Regions from separate parts of the Homo sapiens genome. Here regions 2 and 3 are each linked to region 1. The links are chromatin loops, found by intact Hi-C in ENCODE. Cell type or tissue: endothelial cell of umbilical vein. All regions are shown on one strand. Region 1 overlaps TSPAN9 (tetraspanin 9). Region 2 overlaps TSPAN9 (tetraspanin 9). Region 3 overlaps TSPAN9 (tetraspanin 9).

Evidence for each region. A loop is a pair of places that touch in the nucleus more often than their neighbours do. Peaks named below come from ENCODE experiments on the same cell type or tissue, not always from the same donor. Only the 100,000 strongest peaks of a DNase experiment are listed, where the experiment ranks them.
Region 2: a loop joins it to region 1, with 2.4 times the contacts of the local background. A loop is called at or near these places in 19 of 110 quality-filtered maps.
Region 3: it touches region 1 in a loop (2.7-fold over the local background); 79 of 110 quality-filtered maps call a loop at or near these places.

Annotation. Positions count from the first base shown.
Region 1 is chr12:3,216,159-3,218,658 of GRCh38, reverse strand. The region is part of intron 3 of TSPAN9 (tetraspanin 9); the gene reads right to left. Among named protein-coding and RNA genes, the nearest start is that of TSPAN9-IT1, 68 kb to the right of the region's middle. In endothelial cell of umbilical vein, no CTCF peak of the experiment used is centred here; a DNase peak (open chromatin) is centred at 1,108; H3K27ac peaks cover 1,890 bases.
Region 2 is chr12:3,152,161-3,154,660 of GRCh38, reverse strand. All of the region lies in intron 2 of TSPAN9 (tetraspanin 9), which reads right to left. Among named protein-coding and RNA genes, the nearest start is that of TSPAN9-IT1, 3.6 kb to the right of the region's middle. In endothelial cell of umbilical vein, no CTCF peak of the experiment used is centred here; DNase peaks (open chromatin) are centred at 130 and 1,470.
Region 3 is chr12:3,134,475-3,136,974 of GRCh38, reverse strand. The region is part of intron 2 of TSPAN9 (tetraspanin 9); the gene reads right to left. Among named protein-coding and RNA genes, the nearest start is that of TSPAN9-IT1, 14 kb to the left of the region's middle. RefSeq lists enhancers at 1-255, 317-816, 817-1,318. In endothelial cell of umbilical vein, a CTCF peak has its summit at 1,343 (motif pointing left); a DNase peak (open chromatin) is centred at 1,304.

The sequences.
Region 1 (2,500 bases):
CCTTCCTTTCCCCTTTGCGTTTTTCCTCTCCTCCTCCCCATTCCCAGGTCCTACTTTTATCTTTTACTCCATCTCTGCCAAGGCCCTCAGGAAGGCAGCCAGGCCCGCTCCTACCGCCATCACCCCTGGCCCACCCAGGCTTGCCTGAGAAGGCCAGGTGAGAAGTCCTGGCCATCATAGCCCCAACCAGATCCCTAGCTAGTCTGGCCACTGCAGGCCCCAAAGGTCTCCTCCTGGCAGTCCTTTTGAGAGCTCAGTAAGAGGTTTCAAATCTAGTTTAAACATGCAGTCTCAAGGGAGCATCCTAAAAGCAGAGAACACGCCTCCTCCTCTTTCCTCCCTGACCTCAGCTGTGATCTCAAAGCACTCAGAGCTGTGAGCTCACTCCCCATCTGTCCTTTGCTCCCTGCCCCGAGGAAGTTGGGGTTGGTGGGAGACACAGAACACCTCATTCTGCTGAAGAGAAAGCCAAAACAAAGCCTAGAGAAAACCAGGGCCCACAGAAAAAATGGGGGCTGAGCACAGGACGCAGGCATGCACACCCAAAATCTGTACACATCCCATATTGTCCTGCCAAGGAGCATGGCTATGCCACCCCAGAGGGTATCATTATCCCATGCAAAACTCAGCTGGCCCCAACACACCCGCCACACACCACACAATGACCTGAAACCTCTTCATACAGTGTTTCAGTTGCTCCTTGAACCCATCTAGAAAGTAGTCTCATCATCAACCCATTTTATAGATGAGAAGGTCAAGGTTCTAAAAGTTAAGCACCTTGCTCTGTACTGTACACACAGGAAGTGGTGACACCGAGAAGCAAGCTCACCCATCCCTAGAGCACGTGCTGTCTTCCCCATATTACGTCTCACTTTCCAGACCAGGCTAGAGAAGGCCTGGAAGCAGGGAAGGGACAGATGATCAGATGCTGGGGTGAAGGGGTGAAGGGGTGAAGGGATGCAGGCAGCAGACAGCTGAAGCCAGGGGAGTTGAGTCCCTGCGGGTTCTGGTCATCTTCTCCCCCTCCCAAAGGGAAAAGTCTCTGAATTCCCTGGGGAAAGTGAAAGGGAGTAATATGGTCTGGGGTGACTCAACTTCCTCCTCTCCAAGAACAAGCCCAAACAGGGCCCTCACCGCTGCCTCAATGACACGGGGCCTCTGGACATCACAGACCCAGCATGACAGAAGAGAAGGAGTGGCTCATTCCCAGCAACACTGGGCAGGATGGCTCATTCCCAGCAACACTGGGCAGGATCTTTCCAGATGACACTTCCATAGCTAGACAGATGTCAGAGAAGCTGAGGGTGTCTCTGACCACCTCCCTTGCCGGTCACGTAGAGTGCAAGATCTAAGCCCAACCCCAGCCAACTCAGGGGACATTGCCATCAGGGACCCCAGGATGCTACACCTCAGCCCCTGGCATCCAAGGTCCGGGCATGAGGCCCAGGGGCAGGTGGAAGGCTCAGCTCCTCAGTTATCTCCTAAATACAGTGACGTGAAGAGAGCTCAGCAGGGAAAGAGCCACGAATAGCAGCCTGGGAACACCAAAGAAAGGGAACGATGAGGAAAAATAACTCCAGTAAATTAAACAGCCGGGCAACAGGCTGCCCTCTGAGCAGTCTCTCAGCCAGTCTGCCACTTCTCATCTCCTCTCCAGCCCTTCCTCCAACTGCAGTTCAGGGGCCTACTCAGGAGGCTCAGCTTCCCCCAGGACAGTGGGCCCTTGGGGTGGTGGCCTGGCCTGGACCTTCACCAGGACCCAGGGAGCCCTCAGAGCCCTCCAAAGCAGGGGCCTTGGGGATCTGTGTCTGAAGGCTAGAGATGAGGGCCTTGGCCAAGGAGGTTCCACCTCCCTAGGGTGCCTGCAGAGAAAAAAGCCCACGTGGACGTTTTTGGGAAGCAGAGAAAGGCAGCAGGTGACCCCTTAGGGGATCCACATGGCTGAATCTGGAAGCCAGAACCACCTCCGGACCACACCTGTGACAAACGGGCTTCCAGGCCCATTAGGGCCACTCCGGGTTCCAGTGGGTTCCACCTCAGCCCTGCAGGCCCTGTGCCCAGTGGGACCTGGACACCAGGCACCCCATCTCCCTCTCTGTATAAGCCTCCCCACTGACGAGATGTGTTTGAGAAGAGCTTTGGGTGCTTTGAGACGGTACGAAAATCCTGGTAAAAGGGAGGCTTGATGCTGGAGAAGCTCCCCATATCCTCCCAAGCCCCGCCTCCAGAACCCCAACCACTCTGACCAGCGAGTGCCCAGTGTGAGCTTGGACATCTCGGGGGAGCAAAAGAGATGTGGACCCAGGGCCATGTGGGCACGAATGAGCACCTCCAAAACCTACTCCCACATCTGGAAGGTCCCAGCAAAAGCCATCTGGCTGCTTAGTCAGTAGTCGCAGGATGATCCAGCTGAGAGCCCCACAGGCAGATAGCCCAAGCAAGCAAATCTGTCCAACTCCTGCCAATCACAGCACAGACTCCCCAGCTCCCAGAGGGCCCC
Region 2 (2,500 bases), 64 kb after region 1:
TGTTCTATGCTGGTCAACCTGCTGCAAAACAATGAAAGCAGGACGCTGAGGAAAAGGGAGGGAAGGAAGAGAGGGAGGAAGGGAGGAACACGCTGATGGGCCCACAACCCTGGGCTGTTATCGCTCATCTGAGTTTGCAGGCTTGCATAAAGTTGATTGAATATAATTGAATGGGTGAGCCCACGGTCATTTCAGACTGCAAGTTCCCTAAGGGTGCGAGCGAGACCTATTTCTCTTGCTTTGAATGGGGTCAGATGGGGAGTGCACTTAGGAATTATTGAATGAGTGAAGCAACATACGCAAAATCTATGTACCAGGCCAGCGGGCTTCGAAGCTGGAGATAGGATAAAAATGCAGAGTGAACAGCCTTTAAAGCAGGACCTCTGCTACCTGACTGCCTTCCCAAGGGCAGTGTGTGAAAACAGACTTGGGCCAAGATCTCAGCTAAACCCTGTGGCTGCTCTCAGGCACCTGACTTCCGGCTGGTATTTAATAACCCAGAATGAGATACCTCATTGCTCTAGGAAAGAATGCTTGGCTTCTTGAATTGTCCTAAGGAAATAACGCAAAAGGGGGAGCAGACAGCTAGACAGAGAAACAGATAGAGATACATCCACAGACACACACACACACACACACACACACACACATATATATATAATACTAATATATTAATGTATTAGTGCAGTTTCTACTATTTAGGTAAGTTAAAATTGTGAGCTGCACATTCAACAGTAGGAAAGGGGAACAGACAGCTAGACAGAGAAACAGACAGAGATACATCCACAGACACACACGCACACACACACACACATATATATATAATACTAACATATTAATGTAGTAATGCAGTTTCTACTATTTAGGTAAGTTAAAATTGTGAGCTGCACATTCAACAGTAGGAAAGCGAAACAGACAGCTAGACAGAGAAACAGACAGAGATACATCCACAGACACACACGCACACACATATATATAATATTAACATATTAATGTATTAGTGCAGTTTCTACTATTTAGGTAAGTTAAAATTGTGAGCTAAACATTCAACAGTAGGAAAACGGATAAATAGGAAACATTTCCTATGTAACCACTTGAAAGTGTGATGATGATGATCATAATTGTGATGATTATGTAGCTTATAGTAAAATGTTAAAGAAAGCAAATAGAATGCAAAATTCTTAAAATGTTAAAGAAAGCAAATAGAACACAAAATTCTATCTACATTATTGACTATAACCATGTAAAAAAAAATTATGTTTGCAAGCAAATACAGACTGAAGGCATCATGGAAAATAAAAAACTGATTTGTCATGATGGCAGGTTTGTCAGGTATTTTATACCCCTATTTCTTTGATTTGTGTTCCTATTATACGGCATTACTTATATGATAAGTATTTTTTTAAAATGCCCAATAGCTCCTGACCCTGAAATAAACTAGCACATGATGATAAGGGCTAGGCAGGAAATGTCTGCTTTGTTCAGGCCCTTCCGGGACTGCCACAGGGGTAAGGCACAAGGAAAAGGTGTCACAAATCAGTCTGAAGAGGGCTTCAAGGAAGGCCTGCCCTGCACCACCACCACCACCACCACACCCCACACACGCGCAGGCGTGCACGCACCATAAAAGGAAGCTCAGCGTTCGCACTGAGCACAGATGCCGTCCTGGGGCCCCCACCCGTCAGGTGTGTGTGCGCCTCTGCTGCTCTGTCATTTCTGCTGTGGTTTCAGAGTCCCTGTCTTCTGATGCAGCATAAGAAAAGAAGGGGGCTCAGCTGGGCGTGGTGGCTCACACCTGTAATCTCAGCACTTTGGGAGGCCAAGGCGGGTGGATCACCTGAGGTCAGGAGTTCAAGACCAGCCTGGCCAACATGGTGAAACCCCATCTCTATTTAAAAATGTAAAAATTAGCCGGGCATAGTGGTAGGCATTTGTAGTCCCAGCTACTTGAGAGGCGGGGGCAGGGAGAATTGCTTGAACCTGGGAGGCGGAGGTTGCAGTGAGCCAAGATCGCGCCACTGCACACCAGCCTGGGCAACAGAGCGAGACTCCGTCTCAAAAAAGAAAGAAAAGAAAAGAACGGGGCTCTGACGACAGCCTCTAGGCTAGAAACAGCCAGTCCAGCATTCTCCCCCAAGACTGTCCTTCCCTCATTCTTTTCAATACATGTTTCACTGTGTCCATCGCTGGGGACACTCAGGAACTAGATCTCAGGGGAAGGCTGCTTGCCAAGTGGGGGCAGGTGTGTCAGAAGGACAGAAGGACTGCCACAGGACCTTCCAAAAAGAGGGGCCGGTGGGATGCCAAATCCCAGCCCACCCTGGCATCAGGCCAAACCCTGTGGCAGGTGAGGGAGGAGCTGGGTGCCAGGATCCTGCTGACAATCAGGAGGGCTGACCCCGCAGCAGCCTCCCTGGTGGCCAGGCAAGGAGGGCTGGGAAGTGGCAGCTGCTTCCCTATGAGCTATGACAGAGGGGGGTGCCTTGGAAAACAGGAAGCC
Region 3 (2,500 bases), 82 kb after region 1:
CGAAGCCTTCACAGCAGGACTGGACGGGGCAGGGGTTCTGGCAGCTGGGACCACCTGGCGGCTCCACAGTGCACAGTGGGGGCTGTTTCTCCAGCCCTGCCTTAGAGGGGTCCCCAGCCAATGTGCCCCCCACCCCTGCCTCCAGCTGAGGGGTACACTATGGCGGGAGCGGATGGCTGCGGTCACCACCTCCTCATTCTCGCACACTCTCTCCCTCCAGCTCCTGTTTACTTACTGGCTGGGCAGGAGCTTCAGCTTCCCACGGGCACCTGAACATGTGTTCCTCTTACAGAGGGTTTGGGAACAGAATAGATTTTCTGACAGTTGCCCTGACCTCAGGCATCTGAGGGCTCCTCTCCCTCCTTCCAACCCTACTCATGCAAACCCGCTTCACGACAAAAGGAGAGCCACCCCGACTCAGAATCTAATGACAGGGTTTGGTGTCCTGTCTTTGCAATGCTGGAGGCATCCTTCACTTCTCTGAGCCTCAATTTCCTCATCTGCAAAAAAGAGGATCCCCCAGTACCTGACACAGGGGCTGTGGGGGAGATCAATGAGACAAGGCATTTGAGGAAGAGCCACGTGAACTGTAACACAAACTGTCGAGCCCCACGCAAAGGCTTAAGAATGCCCACGATGAGTGGTGCGTGACTTATCCCGGGACTCTGGAGCCAGCCTGCCTGCATTCAAGGCCCCGCTCAGCTGCACCTGATTAGGAGGGATTCAGGGCTGCCCCTCAAAGAGGAGGAAACCAATAAATGTAAGCAAAGGAGTCAGGGCATCCCTGGCTCACGAAGTGCTTCCTACATGTTTGCTGTCACTGCACGTCACTGCTGATGTGCAGCATGCCCTTGCTCTTACGCTGTTGTCCCTCCCAGGCCAGGAGCACTGTGTCCCACCACCACAGTGCCCTCAGTAACTGCACAGGCTACCAAGCTGGGGACTCCTCGGGGAGCAACAGGACTTTCCTCGGGGACACTGGGTCTCGGCTTCTGGACCCTTTAAGACACTGAAAACCCAGCCAGCACACGTGGCAAAGATTTTCCCAATGGTGGGAACTCTACTAAAAGGGTATCTCCCAACCCTGGGACTACCTGAGCTGAGACAGCCGCTTCTCAAGAATGTCACAGGAGAGTTGGACACAGGGTACGTCTGAGAGGGCTGCCTCGGCTTCATCCCAGCCTTTCCTCAGACCCATCCTGGAATCAGTGAGATGTGGAATTTGAGTCCCCATGCCATCAAGGGGCGATGGCTGATCCACCCAGACCAAAGGGCTTGACTTGAATACGATGGACCTGGGGGAGAAATTGATAGGTTTCCTGCTGCCATCTAGTGGTCAACATCAGTAAGAACAGCAACAAGCCAGAAGGCCACCAAGCAAGCCTCAGGGCCACAGCCCCTCAACCCTGCAGGCCTGGACCAGGGCTGAATGATGAGCTGGCTGAGGCAGAACCTAGCAGGAAGCAGAGGGTGTAAGAAGGAGAAAACGTGTCAAAAACCCACAGAACACCAAAAGCCTGCTGCCTATCCTCCCAGGGATTAAGGAAGGAGTGTGCCTCATACACCCCTGTAACAAATAAAAACGTGGTGGCCGGGCACAGTGGCTCGCTCCTGTAATCCCAGCACTTTGGGAGGCCAAGACAGGAGGATCACTTGATGCCAGGAGTTCCAGACCAGCCTGAGCAACACAGTGAGACCCCATCTTTACAAATCAAATTTAAAATTTAGCCAGGTGTGGTGGAGTGCATCAGTGGTACCAGCTACTCAGGAGGCCAAGGTGGGAGGATTGCTTGAGCACAGGAGGTTCGAGGCTGCAGTGAGCTCCGATCGTGACACTGCACTCTAGCTTGGGTGACAGAGCAAAACCCTGTCAATCAATCAATTAATAGTGTTGCCCCAACTCTAAAGCAATGCAGTGCCTAGGCACTGAGAAGGAACAGGCAAACAAGATGCCAGCCCTGACTGCAGGCACCTCCGAGTGGTCTCTCCCCTACTCCCCCATGTCCTCCACAGCTAGCCAGCCCCTGCGTTTGCCATGCTTTTCCCCACATTGTTCTTCTTCCTCCCTTCTATACATGGATGATGTGCCTGTACAAACGTCACTGCCTCTTCCACGCTGCACGCCATCACCCTCATCCACCCTGGACTGTGATCGCCTGACTATACGTCCACCTTCCCCAGCAGAGCTAGCCCCTGCTCTCAGCTCACAGTCACATTCACCAGCAGAGCAGCTGGCTCTCCAGGCCTGACCAAACTGGATCCCAGGGCCCCAAATGCTTCCCGCCTTCTGTCTCAGAAGTTGGGCGCCCCAAACAGCCATCGGCCATGCCACTGTCCCCAAACTTCCCTCCATCCCTCCAGAGGGCCCATCTGCCTGTGACCCAAGGCCCTCTGACCCAAGCGACCTTCCACCCCAAAGCAGCAGCCCCGAGCGGAGGCAAGCAGACCCTTGCAGATATGAGGCAGGACAGACAGAATGAGGGGAGCTGGGCTCCAGCCT